Linked DNA regions of Homo sapiens: region 2 is linked to region 1. A link is a loop called in an ENCODE intact Hi-C map of the cell type or tissue named here. Cell type or tissue: OCI-LY7. All regions are shown on one strand. Links, peaks and the distances in the headings refer to the core of each region. The heading gives the core; the rest is flanking DNA. Region 1 holds the start of LOC124901018 (a long non-coding RNA gene). Region 2 overlaps ATG10 (autophagy related 10).

The links. Peaks named below come from ENCODE experiments on the same cell type or tissue, not always from the same donor. Only the 100,000 strongest peaks of a DNase experiment are listed, where the experiment ranks them.
Region 2: a loop joins it to region 1, with 2.8 times the contacts of the local background. A loop is called at or near these places in 15 of 110 quality-filtered maps.

What each region holds. Positions count from the first base shown.
Region 1 is chr5:81,853,166-81,863,309 of GRCh38, reverse strand. It overlaps LOC124901018 (a long non-coding RNA gene), which reads right to left and starts at 10,112. Exons shown (of 6, transcript XR_007058843.1): 1 at 10,053-10,112; 2 at 9,280-9,449. RefSeq lists an enhancer at 6,178-6,227. In OCI-LY7, for the core only: a CTCF peak has its summit at 8,607; no DNase peak of the experiment used is centred there; H3K4me3 peaks cover 867 bases; H3K27ac peaks cover 1,162 bases.
Region 2 is chr5:82,217,220-82,235,007 of GRCh38, reverse strand. The region is part of intron 5 of ATG10 (autophagy related 10); the gene reads right to left. Among named protein-coding and RNA genes, the nearest start is that of RPS23, 52 kb to the left of the region's middle. In OCI-LY7, for the core only: CTCF peaks have their summits at 9,039 and 9,240; a DNase peak (open chromatin) is centred at 9,267.

The sequences.
Region 1 (10,144 bases), core at 7,645-10,144:
AGTGACATGATCTCTGCTCACTGCAACCTCCGCCTCCCAGATTCAAGAGATTCTCCTTCCTCAGCCTCCTGAGTAGCTGGGATTACAGGCACCCGCCACCACACCCAGCTAATTTTTGTATTTTTAGTAGAGACAGGGTTTCGTCATATTAGCCAGGCTGCTCTCGAACTCCTGACCTCAGGTGATCCGCCTGCCTAGGCCTCCCAAAGTGCTGGGATTACAGGCATGAGCCACCGCGCCCGGCCAAGAGTGTCTCTTTTGCAGTCATACTTTCAAGGTCCTAGGAAAAATTTTCATTGGCTCACATTGGGTCAAATGCCTATCTCTGAACCAGTCACTATGGACAAGAGGATATGATCGTTCACCCAAACCACAGGCATGAGAATGGTGCATGAGCGGTTTTATTAACAGAATAAAAGGAGAATGGATGCAGAACAAGCCACAAGAGATGTCTGACGCCAAGATCATTTGCTGACACCAAGGGTATTGGGAGCTGAGTAGAAACTATGTGAACAGTAGAGATTTGGAATCATCCTCAAAAATATCTGGGAGCTTAACTTTGCCAAGTAACAATATCGACAGGCAGAACCATTTAGGATCCAGCTGAGGTCTACTAAGAGCACAGCCAAGATTCCATCCAACTGTGATTAGCTACTCATGGGTAAATAACAATACTGCCATGTATACCATGTAATAATGCTAGGCCTTGTTCTTAGAGAGTGCATGTACTGACTCACTGAATCCTCCTAACAACTCCATGAGGGTGATGAGAAGATCAAATTGTGCAGGAGCAAAGAAAGTTGATCAAAGCATTGAGGTTTCACTGATGGATGCAGTGGAAGTAGAGGGCTGTGATGGGATCAAGACTTGGTGAAAGTAAGGACAGAAGTGGGGCTGGAAGGAGGCCAGTGGACAGGAGAAGGAAAACATTGAGGCTCTAAGGATCTCTGCTGGGTTGATTGAGGTTGGGGTGAGAGAAAGTCAGACCTAGAAGGACAGGAGGCTGTTGTCAGAGGATAAGACATTAGAGTTTGAGAATTTAGGGGGATTTCAGATTCACTTCTGCCCAACTTTTATTCCCCTCTCTAATATTCAAAAATACAGCTTCTAAGTCATCCAGACCAGAGTCTCTCATTAAGTTTCAGCTCTAGATGAGTAATATTGAGGAAGAAATCCTCTGAGGCTTCTATTTCTTCCACTATAATCTAGTGATTGTAAAATGCCTACCTCAGGTTGTTGTGTGAAAATCAAATGAATTGATAAATATAAGGCACCTACATTATGCTGTATATAGTATATAGTAGAAGCTCAATATACAATACACATTGTCACTCTTACATTATTATTACATCAACATCATTATCATTAGCCTGTACATGGTTGAGAGACACTTTAAAGACAGTATGAGGGCAAGGCTCAGTGTCTCATTCATTATGTATCCTTATGACTTAGCTCAGAGCCTGGCACATCAGAGGTACTTAATGAATGGATATGCAACCCAAGCCTTTGCTGCTTTCCGTTTCACGAGTCTCCCACCTCTAGTGTATCTGGGGAAACCTTTTTTTTTTCTCGTATCTGCTTCTGGTTCAGTTCACACCAAAGCCTGCTTCTTTGTCTGACTTCACTCAACTAATATTATTTGAGGCCCACTTTGCATCAGGCACTTTGCTATGAAGCAGGATATAACGGTGCAGAAGTGGATGAGGTCTTTGTCCTCATTAAAACTATAGGGGTGGCTGGGACGCAGTGGCTCACACCTGTAATCCCAGCACTTTGGGAGGCCAAGGCAGGTAGATCACAAGGTCAGGAGATCGAGATCATCCTGGCCAAGATGGTGAAACCCGTCTCTACTAAAATACAAAAAATTAGCCAGTCGTGGTGGTGCATGCCTGTAGTCCCAGCTACTCGGGAGGCTGAGGCAGGGGAATCGCTTGAACCCAGGAGGCGGAGGTTGCAGTGAGCCGAGATTGCACCACTGCACTCCAGCCTGGCGATAGAGTGAGACTCCATATCCAAAACAGAACAAAAACTATAGGGGAAGCAGACATTTATGAGATAATCTTACAAATAAATGCTAAGCTGTAACTGTGATGCTTGCCATTAAGGAGAGGCTACCGAAAGGAGATTACCTAGTCAGGGAGGGTAGGGGAGGTTTCCCTGTATAAATGATGATTAAGCTGAGGATAAGAAAAAATTAATTTGACATAAAGGGAATGGAAGAGCTCCCTAGACAAAGGGAACAGTATATGCAAATTGTCTCTAAGAAGAAGCACATCAAGCATCAGACATGTGTGGTTGGAAGAGAAAGATACAGAAACCCTGTTTTGTTAGATAATGCCAGAAAGAAAGGTGGTGGCCACAGCATACGGGGCCCAGAATCTTCAGGCATTCTACCACTGGTCACCACTGGAACTATAAGATACCAGCTTTCTTGACTAGGTGTTGGTCTTAGCCAAAGAGAAATGATGGAAAGACCTTACTTCACTTTACTTTCCTCTTAATTCCCTATATACCACTAGCTCAAGACTGCCATGAAGAGCAGAATTTTTACATAAAGGTAGAGAATAATGGAGGGGAAAATATAGCATAGTTTGGAACAAGGAAGAACTGAAAATTTTTCAGTTTTCAGACATTATTGGTTTTAAAATGTTCCCAGTCCATCTTTAACTCCAAACTTAGGATGCTAAACCAAGGCCATCTACACTGGGTTTCTATCCCTAGCAACACAGTTGCAGCATTGTTCCTTCTGATGTTTGTTGTCTTTAACCTAACCCAGATCGTATTGTTAAGTATGACTTCCACCACTACAGATGACAGCACAAAGTATGTAAGTGCATGAAGGCAGGCTCGTTTCTTTGAGTTCATTTCTTCTATCACAGTGAATGACCAAGAACTTCTAGGTCAGCCCACTGAAAACCAGTGAGATGACTTTGTATAATCAAACTCCTATTAACCCATTTATGCCTGAGGCTGCAATTTTTTGAATTTTTCCAATCAGACCTTGGCAATGACCTTGAGCAGCAGGATATAAATAACTCCCACATGCTTAGTGTTCCAATAATGGAACACTAGGCATAAGTGGGCTAATATTAATAAATTAAAAACCTACACGACTTAAAACTTTTCATTCATTTAACTAGCATTTATATAGCACTGAAAATTGTGCCATAGACTGTGCTAGTTCGTGACACACAGGAAGATGAGTAAATCAAAGTTCTTGGCCAGAAAGAACTCAAAAGACAGATCATTTCAATTCAGTGCTTTGTAACAGTGCTGTAACCCAGTGTGACTGTGTTTTGTGGGAGCACAGAGGAGAGTAATTTTCTCTGGGGAATTGGGATGAGGGGACCTCACACAGAACGTAACATTTGAGATGTGGCCTTGAAGAATGAATTGGAGCATTCCAGGAAGAGAGAAAAGAAGGTCTATTCCGAGCACAGGGAACAACATGTGAGAGGCATGTTGGAATGTCTGTCTAGAGAGATGAACCAGGAGGCGCTGACAGACTTTACGGCCTTCATAAAGCAATGATGTAACCAAATCAATTTCTTAAAACTGACTTCAAAGCTCTGGAGATGCCATGCAGCATCATCGCTACTTACCCTTTTAAAGAAATTTTCCTTAGATGTTGTGTACGTTAGTCAAGAAAAATTCAGCCAGTTGTCTTGGGTATTTAGACACAATTTTAAAATTTCATCCAGATAGGCACTAGATAAACCCAGTAATAGGTTTCTAGCCTTGTGGTTTACTCAGCACCTAATCATTGTGGTCCCAAATCAGAGCACTGTATAGAGACCACAAAATGACATCTGAATACAAAGTAAGGATGAATTAGGTGGGCAAGTCCAACAAAATGCAACCATGGAGGCCAGACGTGGTGGCTCACGCCTGTAATCCCAGCACTTTGGGAGGCCAAGGCGGGTGGATCACTTGAGGTCAGGAGTTTGAGACCAGCCTGGCCAACATGGCGAAACTCCATCCCTACTAAAAATACAAAAATTAGCCGGGCGTGGTGGCACCTGCCTGTAGTCCCAGCTACTCGAGACACTAAGACAGGAGAATCACTTGAACCCAGGAGGTGGAGGTTGCAGTGAGCTGAGATTACACCACTGCACTCCAGCCTGGGCAACAGAGCAAGACTCTGTCTCAAAAAAAAAAAAAAAAAAAGCAACCATGCTGCTGATTGGAAAGTCCAGTCAATTCCTGGTTATTTCTGTGTGGATGAGCCACCATTTGCTGTACTCCATTGCCTAGTAATAGTAAGACCAACTATTCACTGAGCGACTATTATGTGTCAGGAGCTTTACCTATGTAACAATCTCTAACCCCCACATGCTTTAGTTGGAAACCTGGCTGTACCATTCACCTTGACTTCGGAAAAGTTGCCTGACTTCTCTATGCCCAAATGTCCGCATCTGTACAATGGGGATACTCTATGTGAGCACTCAGAAAATTGAGGAGCACAATTTTTTTTTTGCTGTTATAATTATTAAGAGCCAGACTAAATTACTCAGTAACCCTTTGCTGCCAAGCATTACCAATATAAAATCTGCCCTACATGAAGGCAACTAGAAAGGTAAATGTCCTATAAAATGATTACAGCTTCCAAAAATAATACAGAAATGACTTCAGATGAAGTCTTTATTTCCCTTCATGATTTGGGACCATAGAAGGATGACATTATTCTTAAGCTGTGTGGCTGTAGCTCTCAAAATTCAGCATATATAAAAATCACTTAGGAAACCGTTGAAACTGCAGATTCTTGAGCACACTCCCACCCCACCCAAGATGCTGGTTCAGGAGGTCTGAGATGACTACTGAGTTTCATTGTCATTTCTTACTTAAAGAGAAAGGGAAAAAAAATCTGGAGGTTTTTTCCCCCTGTTAATTATGTGAGCCATCAGCTCAAATCCCCCACTATTAACCTGAAGCCCATTTGGATTTCTGCAAATCCAAAGCTTCATTCTCTTTCATGTTCTCTTGGCTCTAACCCAATGCCTAGGTTCCCCCAGGTCCAGAATTCTCTGAAACTAACTATTTTGCCTTCCTCTAGGAGTAGGGAAGTAGGACTGACTTTCCAACGTTTAACCCTTGAGAAATAGCTGCAGTGGTTCAGCACATCAAAAGCATGAGTATGCTATAGCAACAGGAGGGGGGATTTCTCCTAGCCTTCAATTTTTCTTTTTCTTATAAAATCAGGGTAAGCACTAAAAAGTAGAAATGAAATAAAAGGCTGAGAAAATCTTGTTCTTTCTCTTACTCTCTTAAGATACTTTTTGAGATAAATCCCTGGGCAAGGAAGTGCTAACATTTTACAGAAATTATGAAGCATCAAGACTCACAGGAAAAACCCTGTTCTTATCCCAGCACTCACTTTGAGAGGGCACTCCAGAGCCCAGGCAAAGCTAGCCTGGAAAATACTGAATTGATGACTTTGCCACGCCAAGGTTTCTCCCCGGTGGGGTATGTGCCAGGCGTCTCCTCTGTGCCTCCCTGTGCTGGGTCCTCGCGTGCTGCATACTCCCTGGACTCGGTCCCACCTCCACCAGCCTCCTAGGCAGGAGGAAATGCAGAATCTGCTCTACCCCAGGTTGCCGCTGACAACTGAAAACTGAGTCCAGGGAGACAGCGTCCTGGGCAGCCTGTTTTTGCTTTTTCCCAATCTGTTCAATTCAGTTTCCTGCCGACAGGAGCGTTCTCTTTTGCCAGCTTTAAATCACTGAGTGCCCTGGGCATAGGCCCGGCCTCTGGAGCTGTGCCCAGTGCTTGGCCCACTGCTTGGCTCACTGCCCAGGAGTTGTCAAGTGTCTGGACAGGGTATCTGTCCCTTCAGCTGCCTGTCCTCCAATCTTCTCCTTGGAACAGTGAGATGGGACACATCCATCCCTGTCATTTTTCCAAGCCTACCCAAAAGCTTCTTCATGCCCTTGTTATGGGAATGGCGCAGTATGGTTACAAGCATGGGCTAAATGGGGAGGGTTCTGGGACTTTTAAAGGCATTTAGGGATTCCTTCTGAGCCCTCCAGTGGTCATAAAATACTTTAAAGGGCTTCTGGGCCCTGGGCTGTGGGTTCTCCAGGAACCACAACCTGAAAGCAGCCTCTGCTTACAGGCCTCTTCTAGAACTTCTTCATCCTTAAGATCCTTTGACTAAAAATAGTTTTTTGGGGGTGGGGGCGGAAATAAACCTGGCTAATTTTATCTTTAAAGAGCTTTTAAGTGAGGCTGAACCTGTTAATCTGTGCTCTGCCAGAGGAGGCCTGATGGGGGCACACTACAGGATACAGACTAGAGGAGAAGAATCAGGCGTGTGGCATAAAGAAGGAACCACCAGCTAGGAGGAAGGATGGCAAGGCTGGAGAATCCTGGCAGGTCAGATTTCCCACACCAGGCTCCTAAACACAGAGATTTCCATCATATGTAAATCTCCAAAGTAGGATGCATTCAGAAAATTGTAGGAAAGTAAACATATTATTTTTCCACTAGGTAAGTGGCCATCGCACATGTTACATATCTGGAAATTTAAGTTAGAGCAGCTTGATCCTTTTCATATCTAATTCTTAGTAGTAGTTCCAAGCCAGGTTGGTATTGCTTATTAACAAAACCGAGGCTTCTTCCCGCACCCCCCACCGCCCACCATAAAAAGGCAGTTATCCCTATAACATAAATCTATATATTAAAAATTTTTGCTATGTTTCCAAAATCATAAGCAAGAGAACCAGGTTCTTTTCCTAATTCAAGATTCTTTATTTCCATATAAACAGAAAGAAATGTCTGATTAGGTTTTTAGAAAACAAGTTTAGCTTGCAGAATAAGCCATTAGAAAAAATCTCAATTTTACCTTTATATACAGCACATTTGGAAAGAAAAACAATTGTGGACCAAAGAAATCATGACATGCTAAAATGTAATTGCCGTGATGACTCTGATTACAGCCACAGTCAAAAGATATTCTAAACTTTTAAACCCACAGTTTAGTTAACTTTTTTTCATGTCTCCTCATTATAATAACAAGTCATAGAATAAATGGTCATTTAGAGCATTATTTATCTAATTCCCACATTTGCAATGAGCTGGAGATACTTTCCACATTCCACTTTTAAAAATTCACTAAAAATTCTTTGGGTCGCAGGAGTAAAATTAAACATCCTGCCATGGATAATGGTAAGTGAAATTGCAATCTGTGGTCCTGGGTGTAAAGATTAGCTTCACTCCAAAGCATTCCCAAATAGAATAACTTCAAATGCTAAACTTTTCTTTAATATTCCTTATGGACAAAGAGATTCTATAACAACTTGAGGAAAAAAACCTATTCTATGTTGTGTGAAAACGTTAAAGATATTTTTATCTATAAAACTACAATTATTATCAAGGGTTTACTAACCCATTTAGGATTTTAGAATCTTTCCTGTCTCATTTCAGCATACGGTACTTTTTGGCTAAATACATAAACTCATTATAATTTCAACACAGAATTTTTTACAGCAGCAGCAGTAGCACTCCCAAACATGTAAAAACATGTTACAGGTTATAAAACAGCAACAGATTTCAAGTGCAGTCAAAGTAATCTCAGATTAAAACTGGCAGCAAGTCCTAATAAGCACATTCACCCAAAAAATAGCATTAGAGATTGGACTGGTTATTAAAAACAAAGAAGGAAAATAGAAATAGGACATGAATGTAGCATAATACAAATACACACACACACACACAAACACAGCGAGACAGAGAGAGAGAATATAGTATGCATAGGTATTAAAATACATATATATTTTAGCAGACAGAAAATCCCAAACAGCCCTATAGGAAGCAGGTATCTCTCTCTCACAGAACTGCTTTCATTTTGACCCAAATTTGCTGGCTTACTTGAAATGATTTTACCTTTCTCATTACAAATTCATTTAAAGTAAAACTGTAGAATCTTGAAATTTAGAGCATCAAAAATTATTTATCTTAAGGGAATGAATTCTGCCATTATTTAATTTCATATACTATTTCTTTTCTTTTGTCATTTTTTGGTGTTAAATTTTGCAAATTTAGTCTAATGCCAACCAGTGATCTGCCTGGGAAACTTGCCTTAGCAGGCAGATGTCCAGATCAAAAAATAGCCTAGCCTATCTTTATGGAAGAAATATACACAAACATTCACACATCATACAAAACAAGGTTGAAATGGGTGGGGCCACTTGATTGACGTCCATTTGTCACTTTCATTGGAAAATTTCATGGGCAGCTTCCAATATGCTTAGACAAATTTAGATGAATGAAAGCGCTGACTAATGATGCTATTATCTATATACCAAATATAGAAGAAGGCCTGAAAACTCTGAGTTGCTCATGTGAACTACTAAAACGAGGGGGGAGGAGAACTTAGAAAAATGAGAAAGATATATGTTAAGACAGCAAATTAATGAAAAGAAATAGCATTCAGATATGTAAAATGATAAAAGATCTTAGTGTATTCAACAGGGCCAAGTCTTTAAGAATTGCAAAAAATGCATTATCTACCATCTTTTTAGCAATAAAATTATTTTAACCATCAATAACTAAGGGTTGTTATTTTAGGAGAATGAAGTCAATACATTTGTTTCCCTGAGGCAGGCAGGGGCAGTATTGTGCTATTCCTGAACTTCATTAATATTCATTAATTTTTAAAGCAGTTTGGTTAGCTTTGGCTATTATCTATGCAGATATTTTGCCTTTAAATAAAAATAATGACAAGAACTTCATTATTTAAAAATGTAATTAGCATGAAATTCAAAACCTATGTTTTCATTAGTGGACACTATTCACTGGAAAGTATATATTTTTCAGAAAGATCTGTTTTAATTGAATTTCTAGGATAAAATTCTAAAAGTCATGCTGACTAATATAACCTAAATGTAACTGAAATTAAACTGAAAATACTTTACAAATTTTTCAAATCAATCTCCACTTTAAAGAACACCATAGTTGACCCAATTAGTTCTGCAAATGAATTCAGTTGTTTGACATTCTTCAGCATTTCACAGTAGACTATTTTCACCCATCCAGCGCCTTAGATCTCTAAAGACCCCAATGCACATTTAGTGATATTTACCTTATGAAGTAACTAAATCCAGATGAGCATAGAGCTCACATCACTGTAAAAAGAAATTGTTTCCTCGTGCTTCCCACTCCCATTCCGGAACTAGAAACTGAAAACTCTGAAAATTATCCTTGTGCAAGTAGGGAATTTCAGACAGAAATGCAAAATAGTTTTATTTGTAAATAAGCCCAACCATAGGAAGCATACAATACCTTGTTCTGCGAAAGGCCTCCAGTCTTTGTAAATCAGGCTTTTTACACTATGACAGATGAACAACCAGGGCAAATAATTCATGCACATGGAGTTGGAAATGGAATTCTCCACATGTCCTTCATTCACCTGTCCACACTGAGGTCCAATATGTTGAGTAGTACTTTGTGGACTATAAGAAAATAAGTAAATAGAAATACCACCCGAAGAACAGGAGTCTGAATAAATAATTAAGGGAAATTTTTGAGGCATGGCCAAGGGGAAAATTTTACCGTAGTGAATAGCCAAACTTTTCAAAAAACACATTTCTCTCTGCCCTGCCACCATCCCCCCACCGTGTGTGTGTGTGTGTGTGTGTGTGTGTGTGTGTGTGTATGTGTGGGCGCGCGCGCATTTAAGGACTGCCTGCTCTATAACTGTATTTTAATGCATTTGATTTCTGTTTGTCCAAAGTACCTTCCAGTTTCAAGAAACGCCCCGGTTATATTTTCTTCAGATTTTGTTTTTTTGTTTAAGGTAAGCTGGCCCCTTAAGACTGATACAATTTTCCAGTTTAGGGCAGTTTGAAAAAGAGGAGAAAGCATCTTGCTTCTTGCTATTGAAGATACATGACTGTAGACCTAATTTTCCTAAAAACATACTCACTAACAGATGACCAACAAGAAGAGAAAATTCAGCTCTTCGCTTCCTAAATGGATGAAACCTGCCTCCCCACTCCCACAATATCATAGTGGGATAATGAGTAATATTAATCTCTTCAGAGATATTTACTCACTCCGACTTATTTTTGAAGAGTAGAGAAGAATGTGGCTGCACCCACAGGTGGACAGATACTGAACTCTCTCAGCCGCCCCATCTGCCTGGACA
Region 2 (17,788 bases), core at 7,876-10,375, 370 kb before region 1:
AGAGAAGAACTGATGGGCGTAATTAAAGTGGAACAGCACAAACATACTATGGGCTACAAATTACATGTTTATAATTAGTTTAAATTATAAATGCTGCATTTTTCTCCAGTAATACTTTGTTGTCAAAAAAGAATGCAGGAAAGAATTAGGCAGCAAAGCACCTAATGTGTGGGTGATAAGCTTATCAGGGAAGGTGAGTCTGAGCTAGACTGGGTATTCCCTCTAAAAGGGAATCACACAAACAAGTGTATGAACTGAACATTTACTAGGATTCTCCCTAAATTCTAATAATAATACTAAGAGGTTGACATATAATTATTGTAAAGATAAGGAAACTGGGGTTTAGAGATGCCAATTAACTTGCCCAAGGTCATTTAACTTGGAGGTTTGATTTCAAAGTCCCTGATTTACTTTCCAAATCTTTTCAGAGCTAGCGTGACCTTCAAATATACACAGAGGAAATGACACTCAATTTCTAGCATGTCTCTCTACCTGTCCCTTTCCTGAGGTAGTCTGGGGTGTGAGATGCACACATGGGCAATGGGGTTCAAGGTACGAATCTAGGGCAGGGTTTTACGGATGAGCCCAGCAGTGGTCCTGCACACCAGGTACCCTAAGCCCTGCTTCTGCAGGGTGGGCCCTGATACCTGCTCAGTGCTGAGGGCTGTGGGAAACAGAGCAGATGAAGGGTCTCTCCCCCAATATGCTACTTTAGTTTAAGGACTATTTTGAGCTAAAGGTAATTCAAACGCAGCAAATTCAGAAAGAGCTCTTTACCCTCCCCCATCTGCCTAAAAGTATGACATAAACTTCTCTTTGTGAAGGTGTTCCCCTCCCGTCTCCCATACCTGGAACAGATCATCCAGGTATCACCGGACACAGAATGTTGGCACTGAGATGGGTCTGCACAAACAAATCTTACTAAAATCGCCCTTATCTTCCATTAGTTTCTCCTCATATTTACATTCTTATAATCTGTGCCCCTGGAAGCCCAAATCCCTTTTGCTTCCTCTTGTGACTTCTCCACAAATGTATCACCCTTTGTTAAAATGGTGTATAAGCTGCAGGGTCTAACTGCTCCTCTGAGTCTCCATGCCTTTTCTGTAAGGGCACGTAAAAACTAAAATGTTAAATCAAGTAAAATTTGTATGGCTTTTCTCCTGCTAATCTGTTTTTTGTCAATTTAATTTGCAGGCCCTAGGCAGTCAATTAGAGGGTAGACAGAAAAGTTTTTTTTCTCTCCCCTATATAGTAAGAAAGTTGGGGACAGAGAGATGACAGGTAAGGAAGTTGAGGGCAGAGGGGCCTGGGCCTTCTCTGGAACTGCTCTATGTTAACTGCAAAATGATGGAGCATCTGTACCTGGAATTCAAACATGGCACTGGTTCATTTAACTTAGAAGGTCCATGAGGGATAGTCCCATGGGCTGGCAATGCCATCATGTGATTATGGGTTCAAACTCTCACTCTTTCGTTTAAAGCAGTGATGATTAAGATGCTGTAAGAGGGTAAACAAGACCTCAGAGGCACATTTTAAAATTGGAGCCACACAAATATAATATAAACGAAGGAACAATATATTCCTGGGATAATCAGAAGTCAGAAATTTTTATTTTTCAGTTTAAATTAACAGATAATAGACTGCTTCTGGGTTATTAAAGGAAGAAATGTGTTGAAAGGGCAATTCGTTAGTCATTTTTAGGCTCAGATCAGAACATTGGTGATGGTGTCAGACAGTAGAGGTACAGGTTCAGTCAGGTATAACATAGGTGTCTAATGTGATAGGAAAAATATTATCTAGTTAGATGTTACACAAGTGACTGAAAAACTAGAAAGTGAATGTATAAAATGAAGAAAATATACCTGAAAAATACTACCAAAACAAGTGATATATTTCCTAATTAGTCTTATGTAAAGACATCAGCCCTAATTCTTTTTGTATATTTTTAATACTTTCAAAGTCATATTTTAAACCTGAAGAAGAACATTTCAGGCAGAAAGATATAAGAGTAAAGACCATTAGAAGGGAGTGAACTAGATGTGTTCAAGAGCAGAAAGGAGGCTGTAAGGCTGGAATATTGGGAGAGAGAGAAGACAGCAGAAACCCTGAAGCTAGAAAGGAAGGCAGAGTCCAGTGGCTTGATAGCCCTGGGGAGAGAAGGAAGCTGCCCTCCTGCACTTACTTTAAATACAACAGAAAGTTTTAAGTGCTTTATGACAGAATCTGTTATTCACTTAAAAAAAAATGTTGGCTGCTGGGTGGAGAATGAAGACAAGAAGAGAAAAGAAAGCAAAAGAGGCAGGAAGGAAGCTACCATGAAAGCTACTGTATCAAGAAAGAAGGGGCTTGATTAGGGTGAAGACAGTAAAGATGGAGAAAAATAAATGGATTTGAGATATATTGGTGACTAGAAGTTCCAGGGATTGCTATTAGATTGGGATTAAGAAAAAATCCAAGCTATGCATTAATATATATTACCCAACTATATTTTCACAATTCTATAAAGTAGGTATTCTTCCCATTTTGTAGAAATTTATTTGGAGGAATGGCTTATCCAAGGTCGTGGAATGTATAAATGATTGAGCCAAGACTTATGTCCAGATCTAAGAACAAAATTGAGTTTTTCCAATGCCAAGCCTGCTAAGACTAAATACAGAACTTCAGTATGAAACAACTTTCAGGTGGTACGTTTATTCTATTTTTATCTTAAAGTAAAACAATTGGAAGCCTGCACTTTCCAAGCATTAATTCTTTACTTTTTTTCTTCCATTACATTACAGAATGGTGACAATTTTTGACTTAAGTCTATTTCTGAGACACACACTAAACCAAGGACACCACTTTTGAGCTAGGTGTGTTGCGGCACACCCCTGTAAATCAGCAACCAGAAAATTCAAAGATTTCCAAGAATACATTCACAAAACCAGCCTAATTTATTGATAACCAGATACTTATGTCTGGCAACTATCGCACAGGAAGATATTTTATGAGCAACACAAAATAAAATAGCAATCTATTACCTATCATTACTTTTTAGAATGGTGCCAAATATTATTTTAAAGCAACAGAAAAGAGATGAATCTTCAAGATGATTTTTAAAATACTATAATGCTTCTCTTTAGATAAATATAATCAGTATAAATTTCTAATACTCCAGTTACAGCTATAGCTCCTGACAGTTTTTTTCCTTTCTGCTTCTTACCCAACTTTGAAAATATAAGGATTCCTTTTATACCCAGAAGCAGATTTCCCAGTGATTTCATTAAGCTAAAATTAGTTTTTCTCTTTAGCTCTCTCCAAAGAGACTCCATGAAGAAAACTCATAAGCATGCGATAATCCCATTACAAAATATGTGATTCTCCTTCTCATAACGAAAAATGTTAAAGATCTGCCCTATAAAAACCTGGCTACTATGAGGCATTTTCCCCACTTTCTAGAATACTAATAATTTAAAACTAAATAACAAAAAACTATGCTACTAATAGGCTGCCGTATTGAGAAATCATACGCTCCTACAAATAAACATAGTAATAGAGCTTTTCAGACAACCATTGTATTATGGTGTTTTGCAAGTAAGGTATTAGGGGAGACAAATAAACTGATACATATGGACAAGAATGACAACTTCTTATTTTTAAAAAGTGTTTTATTAAAACTTTAAGCAACTTAATAATGTCAAGATTTTTAAAAAGTATAGTCTAATCCCACTTCCTGATCATATCAATTTCTTACATTTCCCCAACTTCTGCTGAAATTTTAAGAATTGTGTTTTTAATAGTTTGGATCTAGTTCAGTATTTTCTAGACAAGAAAGTCTATGACCCAAAAAGAGAGTCTAAGACCCAAAAAGAAAACTAGTACCAAAGATTTCTACATGAACTCATGAGATGAACCTTGATTTAAAGGTTGAGCTCTGAGTTTACCGTCATTTTCTCCCCAGTGGCTCTTCAGGCCAGCAACACTCAACGAAGTTCATGAACGCTTCAGACTAGGGCCTCTTAAAGGTTTATTTCTTCTCAAATTTTATTAATAGCTATCTATCTATCTATCAGTTATGCACATAGTGAATATATACTTTTGTGACTCCATTATTCCTCTTACCTGTTGACATTATTTCATATATAATTTTCCATATTTTACATAGTCCTTATAACTTTCTTTTAATTACATAATTTTCCATCTAGCTAATATATCATAATGGATATTTACATCATTCCATGGTTAGACATTTAGATTTTCCAGTTTTATACTTTTTTTTTTTTTTTTTTTTTTTTTGAGACGGAGTCTCACTCTGTTGCCCAGGCTGGAATGCAGTGGTGCGATCTCAGCTCACTGCAACTTCTGCCTCCCCGGTTCAAGCGATTCTCTTGCCTCAGCCTCCTGAGTAGCTGGGACTACAGGAGCGTGCCACCACACCTGGCTAAGTTTTTGTATTTTTAGTAGAGATGGGGTTTCACCATGTTAGCCAGGATGGTTTCCATCTCTTGACCTCGTGATCCACCCGCCTCGGCATCCCAAAGTGCTGGGATTACAGGCGTGAGCCACCGTGCCCAGCCAGTTTATACTATTATAAATTATGCATATATACTATATATTCCTCTTTATGAATTATTTCCTTATAATAAAAATTTTGGAATGAATAAAAACAGTGGGAATATTTGTATTTCGTATTTGTTGATTTGTATGATCACATTTCCCTCCAAAAAGATGAAACTACATTATTGCCACCAATACAAACTGCTTTATTAGTCCCTCACTGTTTTAAGTAGCCCTGTCTTAATGTGAGAACTAACCCTTCCTTTGAAATATTTCACAAAAACATCACATAGACTCCATAAAGACTTTAGTCAACTAGCTTAGCCCTTATGCTTCTTTCAACTTGGCTGTAGGCTGCAACCTTCAGGAATTAGTGACCTGATGCAAGAGAACATGCAAAGGGTTAGGGCTCGGGATGGGGTTGGGCAACTTTCTTGAATGTTTATAACCACATTATGTCCTTGGATAATGCCTTTTCAGATTGACCAGTGCAGGGATCAGTAACTTTTCAAAAATAGTTTGCCAAGGCTCCAATCTGTATACGAACAGGCCTGCATTATATGACGTGAGTTTCCAATGAGCTGGTACAGCCATCCTTTGGTATTCACAGGGAATGGTTCCAGGACCCCCCTACCTCCCTGCCACAGATAGCAAAACCCATGGATGTTCAAGTCCCTTATGTAAAGTGGCTAGTATAGTTGGCCCTCCATGTCCACAGATATGGACACCTGCAGACATGGAGGACTGACTATTCCTTGGTCTTCACGGGCCATTCAAATAAGAAGTCACATTAACTAAAGCTCACAACTTACTCAGATTCTGTGCCAGTTTGTATAAAATATGGCTATAGCATTAACACACCACTTCTCTAAAAAGCTTTATTTTCCTTGGCTAGGGTCTGAAAAATGATATTAAGTGTAAAAACCAGCACACAAAATTATATATTAATTACAGTTTACAATTGTGGATACACTGACATGAAACTTGCCCAATAAGAAAGTGGCATCCAAACTTTCAACTTGAAGCATGGCATGAAATAAAATTTAAATCAAAATTGTGCCTGTCAAACTCATATAATTAGCAGTAAACACACCTTAGGGCATGCACATGTTCTTCAACACTTATTTTTTAAAGTAGAAAATAGTTCCTTTCTAGCATGTTCCTCCTAAGAGGCTCATTTATTCTTTCCTGTCTTAGCCAGTGCTCCTCCAGTACTGTAACAGCTGCCATCTCCAGCATGAAGTAAAATTGTCTCAGAGCATGCATCCAAGCCATCCGGCCTCTCCATTTCTGCCTCAGGAGAGGGGTCCACTCAGAAATAGCTCGTTTCACAAAAACTTCAAGGGACAAATCCAGCATCCCTACAAAGGCAAGGGATCTCTCCTAGGAATTACTCATCAAATTGGGAGTACATGTGTTTTTTATACACTGACCTTCTCTGTGAAACACTGAAGATATTTCAGTTAAGTTAGTCCACACAAGTCAAATCGACTTTCTGCCACGGGAACCTCAGGCTTCTATAATTTACCTACTTTCTCAACTTGATAAGGAAGGTATTGTTCTTATAGCTGGTACTCAGGAAAATATAAATTATAAAGATAATTTTATGCCTCTACTTTCACTTATGTCCTTACTCCTGTAAATCAGTGTTTTATTCCAGTGTCTCTGAACTTGTTTGCATCACCTAAATTTAAAAAACATCTATCTATATACCCCAGGTACACAAGTTCACCTCTAAAGGTTTTCATTAAATAGTTGCAAATTATATGATTTCCAATGCACGGTACATATTGACAATTTTAAATACAACTATTAATATTACATCATTATCTTAAATGCATTCAATTGAAAATAAACATCCATCATCATTCACTTAAAAAATATATGCAATACAATTGGACATTTTATATATTTCTCCTTGAATTCATATCTCTATTGTGCTCCTCTCAAAGAACTTCATCCTAATGTATATTTTATGCTTAAAAGCTTTTTATTGATCATCTTCTCATAACCAAAAAAATAGAGAGACAAAGGAGTTTATGTTTTAAAATTTCCTGTGGCCATTTTGTTCTATGTTAACTTAGATGTCTGATTGAGTTGTCATAATCATTGCTAGTATTCAATTGATCAAAACAACATAAATATATTATAAAATTTGATAAGCAAATATATAAAGTAAAATATTTTTGGAAATCATGAGTTAATGGCATTATATAGTATTGATACATACTTTTAATAGTACATACATACTTTTTTTTTTTTTTGAGATGGTCCCACTCTGTTGCCCAGGCTGCAGTGCAGTGGTACAGTCATGGCTCCTTACTGCAGCCCTGACCTCTCAGGCTCAAGCGATCCTCCCACCTCAGCTTCCCGAGTAGCTGGGACTACAGGTTCATGCCATCCATGCCCAGCTAATTTTTGTATTTTTTGCAGAGGTGGGGTTTCTCTATATTGCCCAGGCTGGTCTTGAACTCCTGGACTCAAGCAATCCACCTACCTTGGTATCTCAAAGTGCTGGGATTACAGGCATAAGCCACTGCACCCAGCCCATACATACTTTTTATATAGTACATGCTTTTATTCATATGTGTATGAATCAATTTAATCCCCACAATAACCTATTATTATAATCCCCATTTTATAGATGTAGAAACTAAGATAGAGTAAGCATAAATGACTAATCCAGGTCACAGAGCTAGCAAACTGAAGAACCTGGATCTATGCACAGACCTCTGACACAACAGCCCAAGTACTTAACCACTACCCTATATATCCTGACTTAAAAACATGAATTGGGGCCAGGAGTGGTGGCTCATGTCTGTAATCTCAGCACTTTGGGAGGCCGAGGCAGGCGGATCACCTGAGGTTGGGAGTTCGAGACCATCCTTGCCAACCTTGGTGAAACCCCGTCTCTACTAAAAATACAAAAATTAGCTAGTTATGGTGGCAGGCGCCTGTAGTCCCAGTTACATGGGAGGCTGAGGCAGGAGAATCGCTTGAATCTGGGAGGTGGAGGTTGCAGTAAGCCAAGATCGCACCACTGCACTCCAGCCTGGATGACAGATAGATCCTATCTCAAAAAAATAATAATAAAATAAAATTTTAAAATATATATATATGTGTGTGAATTGGGACCTGGGGATACCTTAAATAAAGGGGTTGTCAAATTTCTCCTTTTTCAGTGCCCTGGCTAAGCAATATGTCATGGTAAGGGATGGATGTCGGATGTCAGATGTCTTTCTTTTGTACACTGGAAGAAAGTAAAAAAGGGGAGGGGAACAAGGAAAATCTCAACCACAGGTGCCTTCTCAAGCAGATGGATTTTACAAGAGGGGGCATATAGGAATAGAAGATCTGAAAATTAATTCCTTTAAAACTCTCATGCCCATGTATCTTTGGGAAGTCTTCATCAACCGCCAAGGGTACACATACTCCAGGTTGAATGCCATTGGTTCACATAATCTCTAATACAATACAAATTAGAGAAGATTTTGTGAAACATTTTTAATGCTTTAGAAACAAAATTTAATTAAAATTTAAATTATTTTAACCCTTGAATTTTAAAATGGCAGTTAATTTCAATAATTTGAAAGGATACAAATTCTAAAGTGTAATAGGATAGTAATAAGCATAATTATAATCTGCGTCATAAGTTTATAATGATTAGATGTAATGCATGAAAAGATAGCAGGCCTGTAATAGTGCTATGCATAAAATGCTCCCTTCAAAATCTTTATTTGCATTTCTATTACTGAAATCATTTCCTAATAATGAAGTTGCTATAAGAGAAGCTCCATTACTAAGGAATCACTGTTACAGAAACAATGTTATTAAAGTATTGCTATGTACAGAAACTTTTATTAGGATGATACAAGTTATATATCATTGTAATAAAGCTTCCATTATAATCCTAATTGCATAAATCTGTGTTTGAGTATAGCAATGCTAGAGCTGTAGGACTTTTAATAAAGTATCAAAATAATCTTTTGGTAATAGGATTGTTTGAAATACTAATACTTCAGGGAAGACTGAACTGAGTAATGGGTGATGTTTATTTCACTGACTATACATAGTCTACCAAGAATTAGAAAGAAAAAAAAAAGAAGTAAAAAGAACCCTCATGTACCTAGTAAGATGCAGTGTGGAAATGTATGTGTTGAAGCATATTCACCAGCTCTCTTTAACGTAACAACTACCTATCTCCAATTCACTCATTGGTACAAGAAAGCAAGCTGCTAATATGGGCATTTATAACTGTGGTAATTAAAAGGTTTGATGTTCAGATCTACAGAGAGCTGGCAATCAAAAAGTTAACACACTTACTTAAATATGCCCACAAATACACACACAGTCACATCTTGGAAACTGCCTGTTATAAAAACCAGTAAAGAAATGTGAATTTGGGGGAGAGACAGACAGAGAGAGAGAGAAAGTAAGAATAAATATGAATTGACTTTAAAGGGATGAATTCTTCACCTTCTTCCACTAAAGAAGTTAAATACGTATAACTCACTCTAAGATGCTACTCTATATTACATATAAACAATATACCATAGTGATCCATCTGAGTCATAGCTAGAAGTTAGTATCAGACTTAGGTTCACACTAGAGAATGTTAGCATAATTCTCCAAATGTTTGTTTTTGCATTTGCTCTAATGGAGTCAAGTATTCCCGTTCCCTCTAGAAGCATTTATAATGTTGACCACCAGAGACCGCCAGAGAGCCATCCATCACCCGGTAGGCACAGAGACACTCCTTAATGTACCTGCCATTGTGGAAATCGGCAAGGAAGGCACCAGGCTGTCTGTAAAGGGCTTTGGCATCGGTTAAGGCAGCAGAGGCCATAGCCAGTAGCCCTGTTACAACCACATTCTCTGTCACATAATGAGGTCAAGGCCATTTTGATTTTGAGACCATTCGTGGCTTGCCTACAAAGCAGCAGCTAGATGGACTTGGAATCTGCTTGGAAAGCAAAATGCTTTTACCTTTCCAGAGAGCATCTCCTTTCCTCTTGACCTGCTTTCCAGATGTGATGATCTGCAAACAGCTGGGTGGGGTTAATTTAGAACCCAGGAGGTTCATTTTCTCTACTGACTTAAATGATCGAAAGCAAATATGTGCATTCCCCTAATGTTATGGTCCCCAAATATTTGTATTACCTGAGGGATAGGTATAAGATTTTTTGACCACACAGTCAGTGCTGGCATAAGTTATTTTTCAGGAGTCTAATATTCTTTCATTAAATATGATCAACCCAAACTACTTTGCACTGACACAGTGAGAGACTCTTATTTCTGAAATACCCATAAAATTTGAAATTTCTTCACTTGGGAGTGTGTGACATTAAAAGGGTGCAAGGACTCAATTATCCTATTGGTCAACTAAATACCTGCAGAACAGGAGCACCAAAAATATTGAAGAAATGTCAGCTTCCATGAATTTAATTGGAAATTTGAAATCAGACAATTTTGAAAGAAACTAATTTAATTTCAGCATTCATGTAAGTTTGTAGTTTATAATACATAGATGTCCTTATTTTTAATACATGGGAGGCAGACACCCCAATCTTTTAAATCAGGCATTTCAAGGAAGGTCTAACTTCCCCTTGTGACAGGAATATCATCCTTACTTCAAAGTCTTACACCAAAGTGGTGAAGATTTAAGAGGCTTGAATAAATGTTGACTGATGGATTTCTTTAGAAACTGAATCTACTTTCACTGGCCTCCATTCCCCCACCTTCTCCATAAGCATTTTGTCAGTATTCCTCCAGCACAGCTTTCCTTTAAACACCCTCCTTTCACTCTATCTCCTTGAAGACAATCACTTCCACAGTGGGCTTTCACAAGCATCTCTTTCCCTCCAGCCTGCCAGAACCTCCCACCTGCTTTCCTTTGTTTTAGAGCCTCTATTCTCTCCTTCCCCCTGCATGCAAATACCCGATTCATAGTCCCAACTACTAATTTTATGCCACTCCCTTGCTCAAAATTATTTCTAACTACTCCCTTGCTTCTTAGGTAAAGCTGAACCTTTTGGGGGCCTGGATCCCTTTCAATATGCAATGAGAGCTATGGACCTCAGAATAATGCATAATGTATACAGGCTTTTGCCCATGTTGCATGTGGTTTAAATAAACCCTGAAGCCTGGGTATTTGTGACCTCTAGGTAAAAATCCTAAACCTATATAATAAAGTTTCAATTGCATGGCCCTCTACTTGTTTTCCCTGCAGGCTGGCACAAACTACTTTTCCAGCATTATCATCTATCAGACTGCCCCTAATCACAGAAAAGAGTGGGGGCTTCATTAAGCACCTACCATGCCCCGGACTATTCTAAGCCCTAAATACATAGCAGCAAACACAACAACAAAGGTTCTACTATTCTCATATTCTGTCGACCCATGGTCATCCTTTGCCTTGTCACACCCTGGCCGACTGCTGGTTATTTCCAAAGGTATGCAATCCTTACTTTTAGAAGGCTGGCTTCACATGCATTTTATATTCTTGTTCTGGTTTGCTCTCTAGTCACAGGATGACTAGTGTTTCCTCACCTCTGGGTTCATCCCCCTATCTCGAATACTCCCTCATTTCCTTCCTCATCTACCAAATATTCTAAGATAGTATCAAGCCTCTCTCTCTCATTCTCAAATCTTTCTAGAATCATTTCAGTTCATAATAAACAAACTCTCTACTTAAAATTTCTATCAGTGACCTAGCACTTTATCATATATATGTGCCTGTAACATCTATATAAGACTATAAAGGTTGTTTCATTATGTAATTTTTTATTATTGATTAATTCTTCTGTGTAATCTGTGCATTATTGCCCCATCTTTGGGGAAAGAAGACCATGCCATAGATTTCTGTTTCCTGAACAATGCTGTCTCTCATAGTGCTGTTTATATACACCACCACTAAATCTCTATTTGTTGGTTATTGGTGATTGATTGCAAAAGATGATGCCACCAAGATGATGAAACTTATCTCTAACTTTCAAGGGCGATCTATAGACATTTAGGAGAGTCTTTCACTGCTTAAGGATTGATAATATGACCAAAGTGATGCACAACTTAGTAAACCAACCTAACCACTGTTATTCATCATTGTGACTATGAGCCACAAGTGTGCAGACATTGGCATGCAGACAATATGTAATAAGATTGTTTATATTCCAAATAATAATTTGCTTTTTCCATCTAAATACAGTAGAGATTGGATGCATTCTTTTCTGACCTAATCTTAGTGTTAATACCTGAAGTGCAATCTTTGAAGGCAACAAAGAACATCTTAAAACAAACAAAAAAACAGATAGCAAATGATAATGGCATACAACTGCAGCCTTGTTTGGTGCTATTAGTGACTGTAAATGCATTTGCTATCTCTCGTCTGCATCTATAACTCTCACCATCATTTCCTCACAGAGTAAACAAATGTTGCTTATAAACTTCCACACACAGCCTGCCTTTGAAAGATTTTCCAACCTACCAACTTGCTTAACAGAATTAAATGCCTTGTTAAAACCAAGTACCCGGCATACAAATTACAACACTATTCTTAGGACTATATCACGGGTAGTGTGACTACACTTCTTAAGTATGATACTTGTTTTCTTTGAAACCTGAAAGAACAATATGCCCTGATTGTTATCCTGGCATGTACAGTTCCATTCATGCCTGTGCAACTGCACAGCTGATGTGCCTTTGAAATCCTGAAGAATGTCTTCTGCCTTCCCAGACCTGGGGCAATCTCCACGTGGTAGCTATTTACCTCAGCAGCAAATTTCCATAAAACTATAATCACTACCAGATGGCCCACCAAATGATGATTGTTTGATGGCAAAAAATACATATATGAATCTTTCTCTATTTAAATATAACATCATTTGTTATTTGAGCTTATGTTCTATACTAACACATAGTAGTGTTAATTTGGAATTTGGTGAATAAATTAATGGAAATTATGTTCATCATCAATTTGAGACAAGATCATTAATAACAGTACTAGCCAGTGTGATTGCATACTATGTGCTAGGATCTATTCTAAATAGTTTATATTTACTATTGTATTTAATCCAGGAAACTTCATGAGGGATGTACTACTAGGATCACCATTTCACAGATGAGGAAATTAAGGCATAGAAAGGCTCAGTACCTTGCTCCAGTATTCACAACTAATTTGGAAAAGCCAACAGTTGATCCAGGCAGTTTGGCTGTAAAATCAAAGGCTCTTAATCACTATTTTATACCACTTCCCATTTAACTAGTTTCATTATTAAATTGGGAAGTTGGTGTACCACTAACTATACTTTGTCTTGCCATGGCAGAGGAAAAATACAAGCACAAAATCACAAATCAAGAAGGCTGCTGCTCTTTCTATAACACTGGGGAGAGAGTACTCTTCAAACCATCAGACATTTTCTCTAACTTCTGTTTCTTTAACTTAGGAAGAAATGCACTAATCAATATCACATTTTGGCTTACTTCAAGCATGACCTTTAATGCAACTCCGATACAAGATTTTCTGTTAACATATTCACTAAAAGACTAGCAAAACGTTTCTTTGGTTAATATTCTGATTGGAGTGCAAAGTCAGGGCTTCAGACTCAGAATTAATGCTGAGTTTGCTAACAATATACTCAAGGGCTGCTGGCCATCTGTATCTCCTCTGTATTCCTCTAGCACATAACAGTCTGAAAGTAGCATTTGGTTGCTGCTATCATTATTTTTACTCATTTCAAAATATATTTTTGCATGCCTATATCTTATATTGCCAGCATCACATTCTTGAACCATCTCTACATTGTGGCTTTTGAGTCCTATCAAATAAATGGTGGCTTCGGAGTCCTATCAAATGGTCTGATGCTGTCTTGGCTGTTGGCTTCCCTGGCTGCTGGAAAAGCCTCAGTGTAATAGATGGTGGCCACACCAAGACACGGTGTATAGGTTGCTCTGTCCCTGTGATTATCTAACATATGGGTGTCTTCTAAATTATCACTGCACTTGGTACCTGATCTGCAACCAGAAGGCAAAAAGTGTACATAGTGTTTTTCAAGAGCTCTATCAGATCAGTCATGTCATTGAACATTTATTAGTCCTAATAAATGTTATGAAGAGGTTACAAACCACTTATGAATGTTTCCCAAAACAAAACAAAATATAGCCCCTACTGTAGAAGAGGTTGTAATTCAGTAGGAGAGAGATGCCTTGACATCTCTCTGGAAACAACAGTTTCCAGCTGGGAATGCTAAAGAGAGAAATGCAGAGGTATTGCATCACAGGGCCCAGAAGGGAGCCATGCTAGCTGAGAAAGGAAACCTAGGCCAGGCGGGAAAGGTGTTCCAGACAGAGAGAAGCACAGAAGCAAAGGCCTGAAGTCAATAAACAGCATGTATATATAGAAACCATAAAAGAGATGGAAGGCCGGGCACAGTGGCTCATGCCTGTCATCCCAGCACTTTGGGAAGCCAAGGACGGTGGATCACGAGGTCAGGGGTTTCAAGACTAGCCTGGCCAATATGGTGAAACCCCATCCCTACTAAAAATACAAAAATTAGCCAGGCATGGTGGCACGTGCCTGTAGTCCCAGTTGGGAGGCTGAGGCAGGAGAATTGCTTGAATCCAGGAGGCAGAGGTCGCAGAGAGCCAAGATCATGCTACTGTACTCCAGCCTGGGCAACAAAGCGAGATTCCATCTTTAACAAAAAAAAAAAAAGAGAGAGAAAGAGAGAGATGGAGTAGTACATCAGGGACCCAGGAGGCAGAGCTTGCAGAGAGCCAAGATCACGCTACTGCACTCCAGCCTAGGCGACAAAGCAAGACTCCATCTTAAAAAAAAAAAAGAGAGAGAGAGAGAGATGGAGTACATGAGGGAGAGAAGTTAAAACACACTGCATTTGTGATTTAAAAAAAATCCAGCCAGGCGCGGTAGCTCACACCTGTAATCCCAGCACTTTGGGAGGCCGAGGCAGGCAGATCACGAGGTCAGGAGATCGAGACCATCCTGGCTAACACAGTGAAACCCCATCTCTACTAAAAATACAAAAAATTGGCCAGGCGTGGTGGCGGGTGCCTGTAGTCCCAGCTACTTGGGAGGCTGAGGCAGGAGAATGGCGTGAACCCGGGAGGCAGAGCTGGCAGTGAGCCGAAACTGCGCCACTGCACTCCAGCCTGGGTGACAGAGCGAGACTCCATCTCAAAAAAAAAAAGCCTTCCACTGCCCACCTGTCCTGCTCTGTCCCTGACCTTCTGCCATGCTCCCAGCCACCAGCATTAGCTGATTAGAATTTGTTTGCTGGTCCTGTCTTTGTGACCCTGCACGCACTGCTCACTCCCTCTTATTCCCTTCCCCATGTGCATGACCAACAAATGCTGATTCAGTTGGTGGATTACTCCATCTATGAGGCCTTTGCTTATTCTCCCAGGCAGAAAAACTGCACTTGTTCCTTCCTAACTCCTTAGATACCTTTACAGTGGCTCTCCTACTGTTTTGCAATTGCTTGTTTGCACAGCCATCTCCCCACCAGAATATAAGTTCTTTGAGGGCAAGGACTGTGTGTTAGCTGTGTTCTATCCCCAGCACTAACCATAACAACTGCTCATAATAGGTGCTCCTTTAATATTTGTGAATGAGAGAAAGAGGAAAAAATAAATCACTTCTACTCCCTTCTCAGATTCTAATAAGTCCATAAGTAATTAAAGCATGTAGAGCAAACAGTATAGTTAAAATTGGCTTGGCTAAAAGTAATGTTAGTAATGAATGTGAGGTGAGTCTTCTCTCTGTGGCCAGGTGGGCAGCAGCTAATGGATGTGAAGGTGTTGCTGGTGATTGGCCCAACAGTCCTTGCCAGAATGGTGCAGCTGTATTGGTTTTAGGCTCCTAGTCTGACTCCTAAGCAACATATAAGCCTCAGCACAGTCTTGTGGCATGTGAAAGTCTCACTAGCTACAAAGACAAGGCTAATATGAGAGGACTATTTGGGTTATAATATAATACCATTACATGCCAACACTATGTGTCTGCAGGACCTAGTAAACAGTCAGTGCCTATTAAATGTTTCCTATTAACATAGATTTTCACCAGAAGAGAAGGGAATCAGTGGAACCGCCATCCTAGCATGCTAATTAATTCTCTGTGTGAAAAGAAGTACTAATCTCCATTTTAAAGCATCAATCATGGAAAATAAACTCAAATGTGACCAGATTTTAAAATACTACTTGTTCTAAAATCAGATGTAAATGAAAGCTTTCAGGATTCTGCAAGAGGCGATTACAGTGTACATGGTACTATGAAACCCCATTTAAACTCAATCTTCTAGAAAACTTTAAAATACTTTTTCCAGTTTGAAACTGTTCTCTAATATCACTCTTCATATGCTTTCCTTGTCTAAGAAGCTTTGCTCTGTAAAAATTTCTCCCAATTTTTAAGTAAGATATTACAGAATTTCCCAGAAGCATTAGCGACGGTTCCTTAGCAACTGTTGATATGTCTCAAAACAACCTGAGACAATCTTCTCTGAGACATGTAGTCTCTCCCTCTCTCCACTAACAGAATTCCACAATATGGCAAAAAAGATTCGTGCAGCTAAAAATAGCTTCCAACACACATTTTTAAACTTGACAGAGTCTTAATGATTTAAGTCTTCCATATCACAGCTTGGGTTAGGTGCGCCTCAACAACAGTATATCAAAGAGCTCTGTGCAGAGAGATTTTAGAATCTTTTTCTTTTTTAATCACACCATTAACACTCCTGACATTTCAGAAATAATGTTTATCGATTTTGGTGTTAGCACTCCCATAAATTAAGTGATGTAATGGACGGAATTATTGTGGTACTATAAAGAATGTGTCATTCAGATTGTTAACTACATATGAGAAAAAAAACACAGAGACTCTGGATTCATGTAAAAATAGCCCCAGATCTGGCTAGTAAATGGAGATGAAGGAAAATGACATATCCCAGTGATGATGGGTCTATCTCCACCACTCCCGCCTGGCTGCTGTACCAAAACAACTGAACCTGTTTAATAAAAGCAAACTATAATAGCAATGATCATTCTGTACCAACAAAAAAAACTCCCTAGGATGAAAGTAAGACATATGAATTTAAGGTTATTCTCATCAAAGAAATCAGTATAAATGAAAAGTATTAGGAATGGACAAAAAAGCATTTTGAATCTGTAGCAGGAAAGAACCACATGGTACAGAAAGCAAAAATGGTCCCTGATAATCTGTGGGGCTATAAACTTCCACAGGGAACTTGTTGTTATCACTAGTAGATGAGAGTCAGAGTCTAGCCAAAATCTGTGATTGTGGTTCTGGGTTGATGAAGTTGAAACCTGTGAAACCACCATGTAACTGATAGGTTAAAATAATTCCTGTACGTGTGATGTGTGTGTGTGTGTGTGTGTGTGTGTGTGTGTGTAAAGAGAGAACAGTGTTCTGTTATAACCTTCCTTATGCAGCTGTTTTTTTGTTTGGTTTTGTTTTGTTTTAATTTAGAGACAAGGTCTGGATCTGTTGCCCAGGCTAGAGTGCAATGGTACAATCTCAGCTCACCACAGCCTTGACCTCCTGGGGTCAAGCGAGCCTCCTACCTCAGCCTCCCGAGTAGCTAGAACCACAGGTGCACACTACCACACCCAGTTAATTTTTTTTTTTTTTTTTGGTAGAGAGGGGGTCTTGTTATATTGCCCAGGCTGGCCTCAAATTCCTGGGCTCAAGCAGTCTTCCTGCCTCAGCCTCCCAAAGTGCTGGGTACAGGTGTGAGCCACCACACATGGCCAGCTGTTTTGAGAATTAAATGAGACAATGCATGTAAAGCATGTTGCCTGTGTAAACTGCTGCCAATCAATATTATGCCCTATATGTGTATGTATATGGGTGTGTGTGTGTATATATATGCATATATATTCTACAATTTGTCACAAAAGATTCATGTGGCAAAAAATAGCTTCTGACACATACACATATATATGACAGGATATATAAGGGATAAGATTGCATTTATACCTTATAAGAATTATAAGGTAATATAATATATAAGCACATAGTAAATGTAATATTACTATGTAATAAAAGTAGTAAATGAACTAATGCACATAAATAGCACAGTGTTTAGTAAATAACAAATGCTTAACAATGTTCGTTGTGGTCATCATCACCATCACCACCATTATTTCTCCCATTTTATATAGGAGGACACTGAATTTCCAAGGGAGTTAGGTAACTTACCCAAGGCCAAACAGCTAGTAAGAG